2 separate regions of the Homo sapiens genome follow, and region 1 is linked to region 2. Evidence: chromatin loops called from intact Hi-C (ENCODE). Cell type or tissue: mammary epithelial cell. All regions are shown on one strand. Links, peaks and the distances in the headings refer to the core of each region. The heading gives the core; the rest is flanking DNA. Region 1 overlaps MACROD2 (mono-ADP ribosylhydrolase 2). Region 2 overlaps MACROD2 (mono-ADP ribosylhydrolase 2).

Evidence for each region. A loop is a pair of places that touch in the nucleus more often than their neighbours do. Peaks named below come from ENCODE experiments on the same cell type or tissue, not always from the same donor. Only the 100,000 strongest peaks of a DNase experiment are listed, where the experiment ranks them.
Region 1: a loop joins it to region 2, with 4 times the contacts of the local background. A loop is called at or near these places in 3 of 110 quality-filtered maps.

Annotation. Positions count from the first base shown.
Region 1 is chr20:14,843,094-14,848,482 of GRCh38, reverse strand. All of the region lies in intron 5 of MACROD2 (mono-ADP ribosylhydrolase 2), which reads right to left. Among named protein-coding and RNA genes, the nearest start is that of MACROD2-AS1, 84 kb to the left of the region's middle. In mammary epithelial cell, for the core only: no CTCF peak of the experiment used is centred there; a DNase peak (open chromatin) is centred at 2,732; H3K27ac peaks cover 1,706 bases.
Region 2 is chr20:15,234,845-15,240,233 of GRCh38, reverse strand. All of the region lies in intron 6 of MACROD2 (mono-ADP ribosylhydrolase 2), which reads right to left. Among named protein-coding and RNA genes, the nearest start is that of MACROD2-AS1, 310 kb to the right of the region's middle. In mammary epithelial cell, for the core only: CTCF peaks have their summits at 3,261 (motif pointing right) and 5,061; a DNase peak (open chromatin) is centred at 3,243.

The DNA of each region.
Region 1 (5,389 bases), core at 219-5,218, 390 kb after region 2:
ATTAAATAAAAACAGCATACTCAAAGAAAAAAAAAGAGCAAGGGCCAACTTTCTCACCCATATTACTCTCTGTTTTATAAACTCAGAGGATGCCTTGAGAAGATCTAAAAGGAGAGAAAACACTAGCTATTCCTACAGGATAACTAGGGAGACAGATACAGTTTTATAAATAGGCTATGATATCCAAGAGTATATGTATGCAGAAGTATATTTGACAGTGGATGTGTACAAGTTCTTTAAGTAAGCCCTAGGAAGTCCAGTAAGTGAATGAGTACAGTGTTGTAGAACAAGCTATAGGGAAGCATTGTTTCACCTACATTAGTAATCTTATCAAAATATCCATCAATTTTAATTTCACTCCAGTTAGAGAAACTAAAAGCTCTGGTCTTAGCTGCATCTCTTGTATTTCATCTGTAGTGAGAAGAAAGAACACTCTTCATTGGCAATTATCAAATTATTTGTTTGAATAGCATTTTTCCACATTCAGCTCCCCATCTTCTTGCATAAGGATGATATTCCCTAAGAATAGAATTTAGTGATAAATGCTTCTAAGGAAGCCACAGAGCCCCTGGAGCTCATTAATCCTGCAACCTTCTGTGAGCTGCTGGCCTGAAATGGTTGGAGTTCACTTTAAACTGGACTGAATTTCAAAGCAAAGGGCTCTGAGGTGGCAAACAGCTCATTAATTCAGAGTATAATACAGTGACAGAAGAATTGTTTTAAATGCACAATCTAAAACTATTTAAATTCACATTATAATTATAAGCAAAAAGTATGCACTCAAAATTGAAATCTGGATATGTAATCTATTGATAAAACTAATGAACAATTTTTTTTTAAAAGGGGGGACTGTCATCTTACCAAGAAATGCTAATCATTCTACTTTTTGAAGTGTGCCTCATTTGCATCACAAACATTATTATGAAAATTCAACATTATGCTTCTGTGTGTTGCATTGTACTGCTCTGCTGAACATCAAAAAAAAAAAAAAAAAAAACAGGCAACACTTCCTCAAAGTGAATAAAAATGGAATCAAAAATCATGATCAAAGATAACTTCAATTCCTTGTTAATTTTACCTTAATTCCACACCTGGGACAAGAAGACTTCTTCATACACTTTCTTTCCTGTAACAAATTCTCCAGCAAACTTAAGGTCGAAAACTAGATTCCCAAATGAAATAAATGCATAAATAAACATCAGTCCAATTTGCATAGTCTCTACCATAAATATGGCAGCACGTTCCTAAACTCATTAGAGTTCACTGTGAGAAAAACTCATTACACTCCCATTAGAATATGAGAATTAACTTTTAAAAATTAATGTTACAGAAGTAGTTTTACTCTTTTTTTAAAGTAACCAATAATAAAAGATACACTAGTACTTTTTTTTCTTTTGTCTAAAGATGAAAAGATACTTGTTTCTTTCAGTGATATTCATGGTGAAAAATAGATATTGTCTAAAGCATCGATGTGTACATAAGTTTCTTTATTTTCTATAAACTGAAGGCATAACTTTTATAAAAATTGAAATAAGAAAATCAAGCATGGGTAATTTTAATTATTGTTAATTATTTTAGCTGAGGAATATGCCAAATGGTAATGAACATTTTTATAACTGAAATAAAATTTAATTAAAACCTAAAGTGCTTAAAAATTACATATTAAGGCCGGATGCGGTGGCTCACGCCTGTAATCCCAGCACTTTGGGAGGCCGAGACAGGCGGATCACAAGGTCAGGAGATCAAGACCATCCTGGCTAACACGGCAAAACCCTGTCTCTACTAAAAATATAAAAAATTAGCCAGGCGTGGTGGCGGGCGCCTGTGGTCCCAGCTACTCAGGAGGCTGAGGCAGGAGAGTGGCGTGAACCCGGGAGGCAGAGCTTGCATTGAGCTGAGATCGTGCCACTGTACTCCAGCCTGGGTGAGAGAGGGAGACTCCGTCTCAAAAAAAAAATTAAAAGGTGATGTGCATTTTCCTCCCAAAAAGTGTAAAGTCTACCTTATATAATGAAATATATATTTAGTTTTCGAAAAAACTTCCAGCCTGACCAACATGGTGAAACCCCATCTTTACTAAAAATACAAAAAATTAGCCAGGCATGGTGGCGTGCGCCTGTAACTCCAGCTACTCAGGAGGCTGAGGCATGAGAATCACTTGAATGCAGGAGGTGGAGGTTGCAGTGAGCCGAGATCGTCACTGCACTCCAGCCCAGGTGACAGTGTGCAGTGCGAGACTCCGTCTCAAAAAAAGAAAAAAGTTGACATTTTAATGCAATTTTTTCTTAAACTGATAGTCTCTACCAAATATTTGTAATTAGGAGTCTAATAATATCATGTTATATTCTTGACTACACCAAAAATACTTTTTTAAACTACATCAGAAATACTTTTTTTGACTACATCAAAAATACTTTGTGGCACTTGCTAGATGAAATAAATATTAGCCATAGAACACCTGGATAAATTAAAAAAATACTCAAGTGTGGATTTGGCTTAGACTCAAAAAAACAAAAACTGTTTCAGTGATAAGTACTGCTGTGAAATTCTCAGGTTCTTGGTCAATTACATGGTGCCAACTGTTTCTGTTATTATTATTCCTAAAAAATGCCGTTTGGGGGAAGGAACATTTTTAATGGCCCACAAGTCAGCCAAATCTGACTGGTCGTGACTCATTTCTATAGCCAACCTCTGTACCTCCTCTGACAGATCAAATTATTAAATTCTGCTTGGGGAAGGTATGGGGCACTCCTCTTGGTTGAAGCAATGCTGTACTTTTTATTCCTGCTGAGTAAATAGCCTCAAGTCAAACTACTTGCCCTAACTAATGATCAAACATATCCAGGAATTCTGTACAAGAAATGCATTCTGCTCTCCTTTGAAGTGCATTGCTGGGAGAGTAATTGGGTTTGCTGGAGATTTTCCTTAGAACTGCAAAAGAATTTCTTGGCTAAGCATATAATCAAGCTGCAGATTTTCTTTTTTTAATTATTAAATATCTGCTTGTGAGAGGGTGGACATTGAATAAACATGTGCCTCAAAAGAGTGTCAGAATGATATACTCCTGTCTTTTTGCTGACCAAGAAATTCTCAGTAATCTTAGGTTAAAAAATTCCATCAGAAGAACATATCATTGTGAAACATTTTGTTCAGCCATATAATCCTCTCTAGAAATACAACTGTGACTCCAATATATTAATATCATTGTAACTAGGCTGTCAGGAATATACAAAGATGAATTTGACATAGAACCTGTCCTCAAAGAACTTACAAACTAGCAGGTTAGATATTATGTAATTTTTTAAATTACATACGAGAAATCATAAAGTGAGGATGTGACAAGATTATGAAATAAATGTCATAAGGCATCACATGAGAGAGAAAGAGGTTGCTTTTGCTGGGGGTGGTTAGTAGAAGCTGTTCTATGGCCATTACCATTACATGAGCTAGATATTCAAGGATGGATGAGATTTCAACAGCTAGATTGTGGCTGGGAAGGCATTTAAGGCCATGGACAAAGGCAGAGAGGTAGACTGTGTCTAAGAAATAGAGAATAGCTCAATGTGACAGGAATATTAGAAAAAGAAGAAGGGAGATACGTTTAAGAAGGCAGACAGGGCCAGAATGTAAAGAGCTTGAATCCATATATCACTCAGAAAATCCACAGGGAAGGCTCTTCTTCTTCTGTTAAAATTCCAGAAAGAATATTCTACTGTTCCTTTTGATAGTTAGTTGTCTTGGATTGATTTATAGTAAGCATAAGGACCAGTTTGCCTAGGACACTATGTTTATGCCTTTCTTTTTGAGAGAAAGAAGTACCCCTTTTGTCTTAAAGTATCTGAGTTTATACTAAAGTAGGAAAAAGAAAACAAGAAGGAGTATTTAGGTTGAGGTAGTCAGGGGACAGTTAGTGTTATGAAGAGATGCCCTTCTATCAGCGTTTTTATTTTTATTTTTTATTTTTTTGAGATGGAGTCTTGCTCTGTCACCAAGGCTGGAGTGCAGTGGCGCCATCTTGGCTCACCGCAACATCCATCTCCTGGGTTCAAGCGATTCTCCCGTCTCAGCCTCCCGAGTAGCTGGGATTATAGGCATCTGCCACCAAGCCTGGCTAATTTTTTTTGTACTTTTAGTAGAGATGAGGTTTCATCATGTTAGCCAGGCTGGTCTCGAACTCCTAACCTCAAGTGATCCACCCTCCTCAGCCTCCCAAAGTGCTGGGACTATCAACTTTTTTGAACCAGTACTTTGCCACCCAGACTACTGGGATTTTGGGGGAAAAAAAATTATCTTACTATGAAGAGAATATGGAATGTTGAGACCCTCAGGCCATGGCAGGAGAGATATTTTTAGCTCCTAGAACAAGAAAAACTCATAATCAGTGTGAGTGAACCATGAGGTGGAAGGCCAGGATAGTCTCAGATATGCACTGAGATATCTATGTGAGAGAAGAAGCATAAGAGGCAAAGTGAACTAATGGAGGCAGGACAGCTTGGTGATGGTGGAAGTGGTGCTAATGGCAGTACCAATTGTACCAGATGACCACAGGGGTGTAGGGCTTGGAAAGTACTTGGCAGGTTGCAAGCATCAGAACATAGGGCCATAAGTTAAGGCTGAAAGAGAAACAACTACTGAAAAGAAAAGAACTTGTACAAACAAAGAGTATACATTAAAAGTACAGTCTCATGGCAAAGGAGTTAACAAGAGTGGGCAAATAGAAGCCAGTTTGGGCCAAATGTAAGAAATAAAGTTAGTAGCTCTTTGAAATATGCCCAAGAAAACAAAAGTTCTCAGAAAGAAAAGTCAAAAAGAAAGGAGGTAAACAAAAGCGAGGCAGTGTTTACCAGTTGCCTTTGTAGGAAAATAAAAATAAATTCATGAACAAATCAAAACTCCTGTAGCATATTTGAGAGAATGTATTGAGGTTAGTTTTCAGTCCATCAACAGGACAGATTTAATTTACCTGCCTTGCTCACCTAGTGGAAAAGTAAGAAGAGAAAAATAAAGTGACATTAATAATCTATAACTGCCACATGTATGCATTCTCTTAGTAAAATGTATTTTGAGCATATCCCAAGATATGTATTTTTATTCATCAATTATATGCATATACTACTGTATGGGTAAAGTATATATATATAATAAAATATATACAAACATGCAGATTTAGAAGGATGAGAAAAATAAATTTATAGAAAAGCTCTAATATTTCCTTCAGAGGCCATTCAGTTAGATAATGGCTTTCTTTCCTAGCCCCAGTCATAACACAAAGAGCCTAGACATTATATCCTAGAGGCAGCAAAAAAAAAAAAAAAAAAAGTTAATGAACATGAAATGAGATGATCAGATAGTTGTTTTATAAAAATTAAGCCAGGGAATAAGAGTTGGG
Region 2 (5,389 bases), core at 264-5,263:
TCTAAGACATGCTATATGATAAAAAGGATGGAACAAACAAGACTGTCATTTCAAAATGGAAAAGAATGGTAAGAACAGGTCAGAAGCATGAATCATGTCACCTCTAGAGTGACAGCAATGTTATCCTCAAATTATCCTCCCATTGGTGATACTCATTATAGTCTCATTTGGCCTTACATCTTCTCTGACAGAAATGGAGGTAAACCCCCCTGCTGTTCACCAATGAACTGATGAGATACCGGCCAGGCCCACTTGCCCCTGTCTTTCTGATAGAGCAAGTGTGTGTAGTGGGCCCCAGGCACTCACCATCTGCCATGCTCCCTTGTTCAAACCTCAACTATGGTCCTCATAACCACATCACCATTGAGAGGGTAGAGATGGTAAAGAGAGCATTCAAACACAGCATAACCAGAAAATGAGGTTCTTCCACACATTTGTCACCTAGTCTAAGTGTGTTAACCTATTTCTTTCTTTCTCCTGGCTTCTTTCTCCTTGAGTCAATGTGAGTCATGCCTCTTAATTTGGTCTATAAGCTTTTCTGTTGTGCATCCTCCGGGATAGCTTACCTGCTAGTATACTGGGAGCAGGGAAATTTTCAGAACATGGGCTCAGAAGAGATGGAGAGACTGCACTAAAGTTACTCGTATGGGCTGAAATCTAGGTGTTTAATATACTGCTGAACTTAATTCATAATTATAAATTCAAACTATACCACTTTGATAAGACATCCAGGAAAGCAAATATTTCACTTTGCACAGTTTTGAAGGGTATGTGTTTGTGTGTGTATAAAATAAACAAACAAAAATAGCTAAAGTGCAGCTTGAACCCAATCTGTGACATGTTTTCCATTAAAAAAAATCCTCTTTGCAACTCCATTGAATTGTACATAAACAAGTCAAGAAAGCTTTCTTTCCACTGACAGATTTGTTTTTATTTTAAATTTTTTATTGTTTTTACTTGTTCTTTCTCCTTTGGTTTCTGAGTTCAACACCTTAAGAATAGCTTAGATTCCATACATTGCAATTGCTCTCCAAAAAAAAAAAAAAAAATCTGAACATTTGCAAGAAAAAATGTTTGGTTTAAAGCCATTGCCTTTGCTCTATACTATTAACCCTCTAGATATATGCCAAAATTGCCCAATTGTTCAAACCTAATGTCAGGCTTGGGACTCTGTGGTCCGTGTCTTCAATTGACTATTTCCTCATGATACAGTGATCTAATAACTGCCGCTCAGGTCAGGGAAAAATAAAGCACTCAAGATGAAAGCTTGCATTGCAAATCTCTTTACTGTTTCTATACAAATTTCACTGTAATATACTCTCTTTGACAGTGTGCTAGGCCAGTATTTCCTCTGGAAGACACTGTTGTAGAAACCAATAATGATTTTCCTGAGAATGTTCCCTAGCCTGATAAAAGAACAGAAAATAATTATGTTGACAAATCCAGCCAAATTGAGATGTTTTATACTTTCATTTTAAACATAGTTTTCTTGGTCTTGCTAGTAGACTTACATCTGCAGAATATACAAGTGACTAAAAATAATTCTTTCAAATTGTAGATGAAATAAAGCAAAAAGTTTCAGACACTCTTACAAAAAGAATTGATCACGGTCCTAAAGTAAGATTTTTGAAGGAAATATATGACAATATATTTCCCAAATCATTGAAAGAACACATAATTTGAAAGAAACTTTATATTAGAATAAAATCAAAGGTAGACTCCTGCTTAAATTGCTCACCTCTAATATGTGTCTTCTGATTGATGGACAACTTTACATGCATTCAACCTTGGGTGGCCAACTCTTCCGTAATTTGCATGATGAATCAAAGGTTAGGATTATGAGATCTTGAAAAAACTTTAACTAAGGTGACACAACACGTGATATTGTTTTTCTATTAGCTAAGCATTACATTCACTTTCATAAGACCATGTATTCTATAGGATATAAGGCCAGTCACATCAATTACCATTTTTATGACATCTATATCACACTATGCTTAAAGAAGCAGATAATTTGGATGCCTAACTTTAAGAATAAAAATCTTTGAGCAACCTGTGTTTAGCATATTCAATGTAGCTTTGCTCTATTAGAAACTCTGTTTAACTTAAACCAATGCTCTCAATTCTATCAGGCTCAGCAAACCCTTTTATAACAAATATTTTGTAAAGTCCCCTTGCTATGCAGAAATGACATTTATCAATATTAACACTCATCTGCACACATGAAACAGGCATCAGTGCCCCACCCATATCTGCCCAGTTCTCATCATTCTAGCACATGCCCATCCACAGCATCTTCTAGCAAATACCCTTGCTGTCACTCTCTGCCTGAGCTTTTTCCTTCTGCCTGCCCAAGCGGGCAGATAAGAAATGCTGGGAAGTTAATGACCCAGGAGCAGTCCTCAGCCAGCTGATGAAGGGGGAAAGATAAAAAAAAAAAATAGTCCAGCTTTTCTCCTCCCTCAGATGGGACCACTTCTAGGCATGTTCTACATGGTTGCTGAGAGCTCCCCAGCAAGACAGAGCCCCACTTGTCCACACTGCCAACTTATAACACTCCCACTCCTCCTGGCTGCTTTTTCTTCCCTTCCTCACATCCCCACTCCTCTGCGCTGTTCCCTGTCATCACCTCCTATAGAAAGCACGTGCACACAACACCTTGGCTCAGGGTCTGTTCCCAAGGGAAGCCAAATGAAAACAACACATCAATTTAAAAAAAATCAATAGAGTGCCATAAGTGTGATATGAAAATGATTTAAAATGAAAGTATTTATAGTAAAATTCTATTTTCAACATGTAAAGACAAGGGCATGAATACACTAGAACACGCAATGAAGAAGGAAGATGTTTGCTTCACTACGTAGAATCACTACAAAAAAAATTCTCTAAATGTGGACTCAACCAGGTGTGAAAAACTCTCCTGCTGCTTGGGCATGGCCATCTGTAGCATAATTTTCTCAGGCACTCTTGGTAAAGTTCTAAGCAAACTAAGTACAAGCTTCCTTTAATTTTCATGATAGTCCAGGATACAGTGAAAAAGAGAGAGAGGCTTTGTTTTGATGTATCTTGGTGTTTATAAACAGGTTTTCACTTATATGACTGTCTGGCAAAACGTTAAAACATTGTGTGGGAGGAGGGACAGTTTTCCCATGTGGGCTTGGCCAGACCACATGTCACAACATCCCTGTCCCTGCCCACAAAATGCTTGTGGCACTCCCTAGTTGTTGTCACTGCCCAAAACCACCCTCACAAAATGGTCCCTAGAGGGCAGTGCTACACCCACTGAGAACCACTGGTTTAGACAAAAAAAGGCACATAATAATGGAGGAAAGAAAAAGGAACTTCACAGTGGCTTAGGCCACTAGATTTAGACTACCTCAGTTTAAATCCCACCTCAACTTTTTGTTCAAGGTAAGACCTTAATTCACTTGAGCTAAGACCAGTAGTGTTACAGGTCCAACCTACAGATGGCAGGTTAGTGTAATAGCCCACAGAATGCATGGAGTTACGGTCGTCAACATAATGCTTAGCTAGTGGAGAAACAGAATCACGATATGCATCACCTTGGTTTTGGCTCATATCCTTGGATGAGGAATTGAGCCACAGGGAAGGCAGTTTCCTTCTGGTGCATATTCCTCATCTCTAAGATGGAAGAAATCACATTTTCTAACTCAGGATTGTTTTGAGAATTAATGACTAAAACACAGTGCCTGGCACCAAGTGGGAGTTCAGAAACATTTGCTATTCTTATTACTATATTTCATGGCTCAATGATTGATCTCATTCACCCCTCTAACTCAAATCATCTCTCTGGTGTGGCCACCAGAAGACACAAATTGTGCAGGATCTGTCAATGTGGGTTTGGTTGTATAACTATCTGTTTCCAAGGCACAGCCTGTGAATTTACTATCATTCCATGCCCGCCCTCCTCCTCGACTCTGCTGCCTGTCCTGTCACTTGTCACTCCCAGTAACAATAACCTGTGTACCTCTGTGCCCTCTGAGGAGATCTTACGAAACGTGAATGTAGGGGAAAAGAAGAAAGGAAAAGTCTTGAGTTAGCTTTTTCCCACACTGGCTAAATCAAAGTAACAGTGGCAGCAAGTTAGAGAATTTGAAAAATAAATGAGATGATGTATAGGAATACACTGCTGTAAACTGTAGAGTGATGCACAAATGCAAAAGTGCCTTTGTTCTTGTTACTTATTAATAGTATTGTTAGTCACACAGCTGTTAGAAACCCAACCAGGGAAGACATAGAGACTTGGTATTACCCTTTATAAATGAGAAAATGAGACAGGTGAGAACCAAGACTAGATATTGCCTAAAAGGAAACTGGAAAAGATCAAATTGACAGCCCTGTAGAAGAGGGTTCTTGGAGATGAAGAGTTGTCTGGGAAATGGTGACATCAAGTTAGGCAGAGGAGCAGAGGTACCAAATGAAAGGGTCAGCTTTTTAAGGCTGCAGACGTGTTCTTGAATAGAGAACTGCATTGATTGATGTGGCCTGTAATGGAAACTCAGATAATGAAATAAAACCAACATTTAAGAATTTCAGGCTGAGAACTCATTGCCATGGCAACCCTCTCAGAAGGGAACTTGTATAAGAAAATAAGATTCACTTGACTACGCCTTAAAATGAAAACCTACACTACAGTGGAACAACTAAATGCAGAATTCCAAAATTGCTTGATTGCCACAATGCCTAGAGGTAGTACTGAATTTGCAGGCCCATCATCTTTCCCATTGGAAGCTCTTGCTTCTCAAGATCTATGACTCAAGGAAGGAACATCAGTTAGCTCTGAGGGATCCCTATTGAAGTTGGGTGGTTCCTACTAACAAAAATTTACAATGTTTTTTCATTCAAAAAAATCATCTAGCATGATGCTTGTGGAAATCACAGGTAGCATACACCACTTAAACAAACATACAAGTTTTAGTCTGCCCATAATCACATAAAATCACTAAATTCCTATGTCAATTAGTATTTATTTTCATGGGAAAATAATTTTTAACCTAAGTAAAATCTGGCTTATATGCAGATTATGTTTTTTTCAAAATAAAACATCTACTCTATTACACGTTGTCATTCAAAGAATGTCAGACAGGGTGCATTGTATTTCATCAGTGAAAATAGTTTTCTCAAATACCTAATATGATTGACAAATATAAATCTATGCCTTTTAACTGGTGCTAGAAGAAGAAATTGCTGTGATACTTTTTGTATGACATGGATTAGTTTTTTAAAAATGAACATGATGTTAAAAGAAGGGAAACAGAAGTCAGGATAAACACATAAAAATCATTACAAAATATTTCTGTGCTCACAAACAAAAAGAATAAAGACAGCATGATATATAAGAAAATATCTATGTATCCTCTCCATCAGT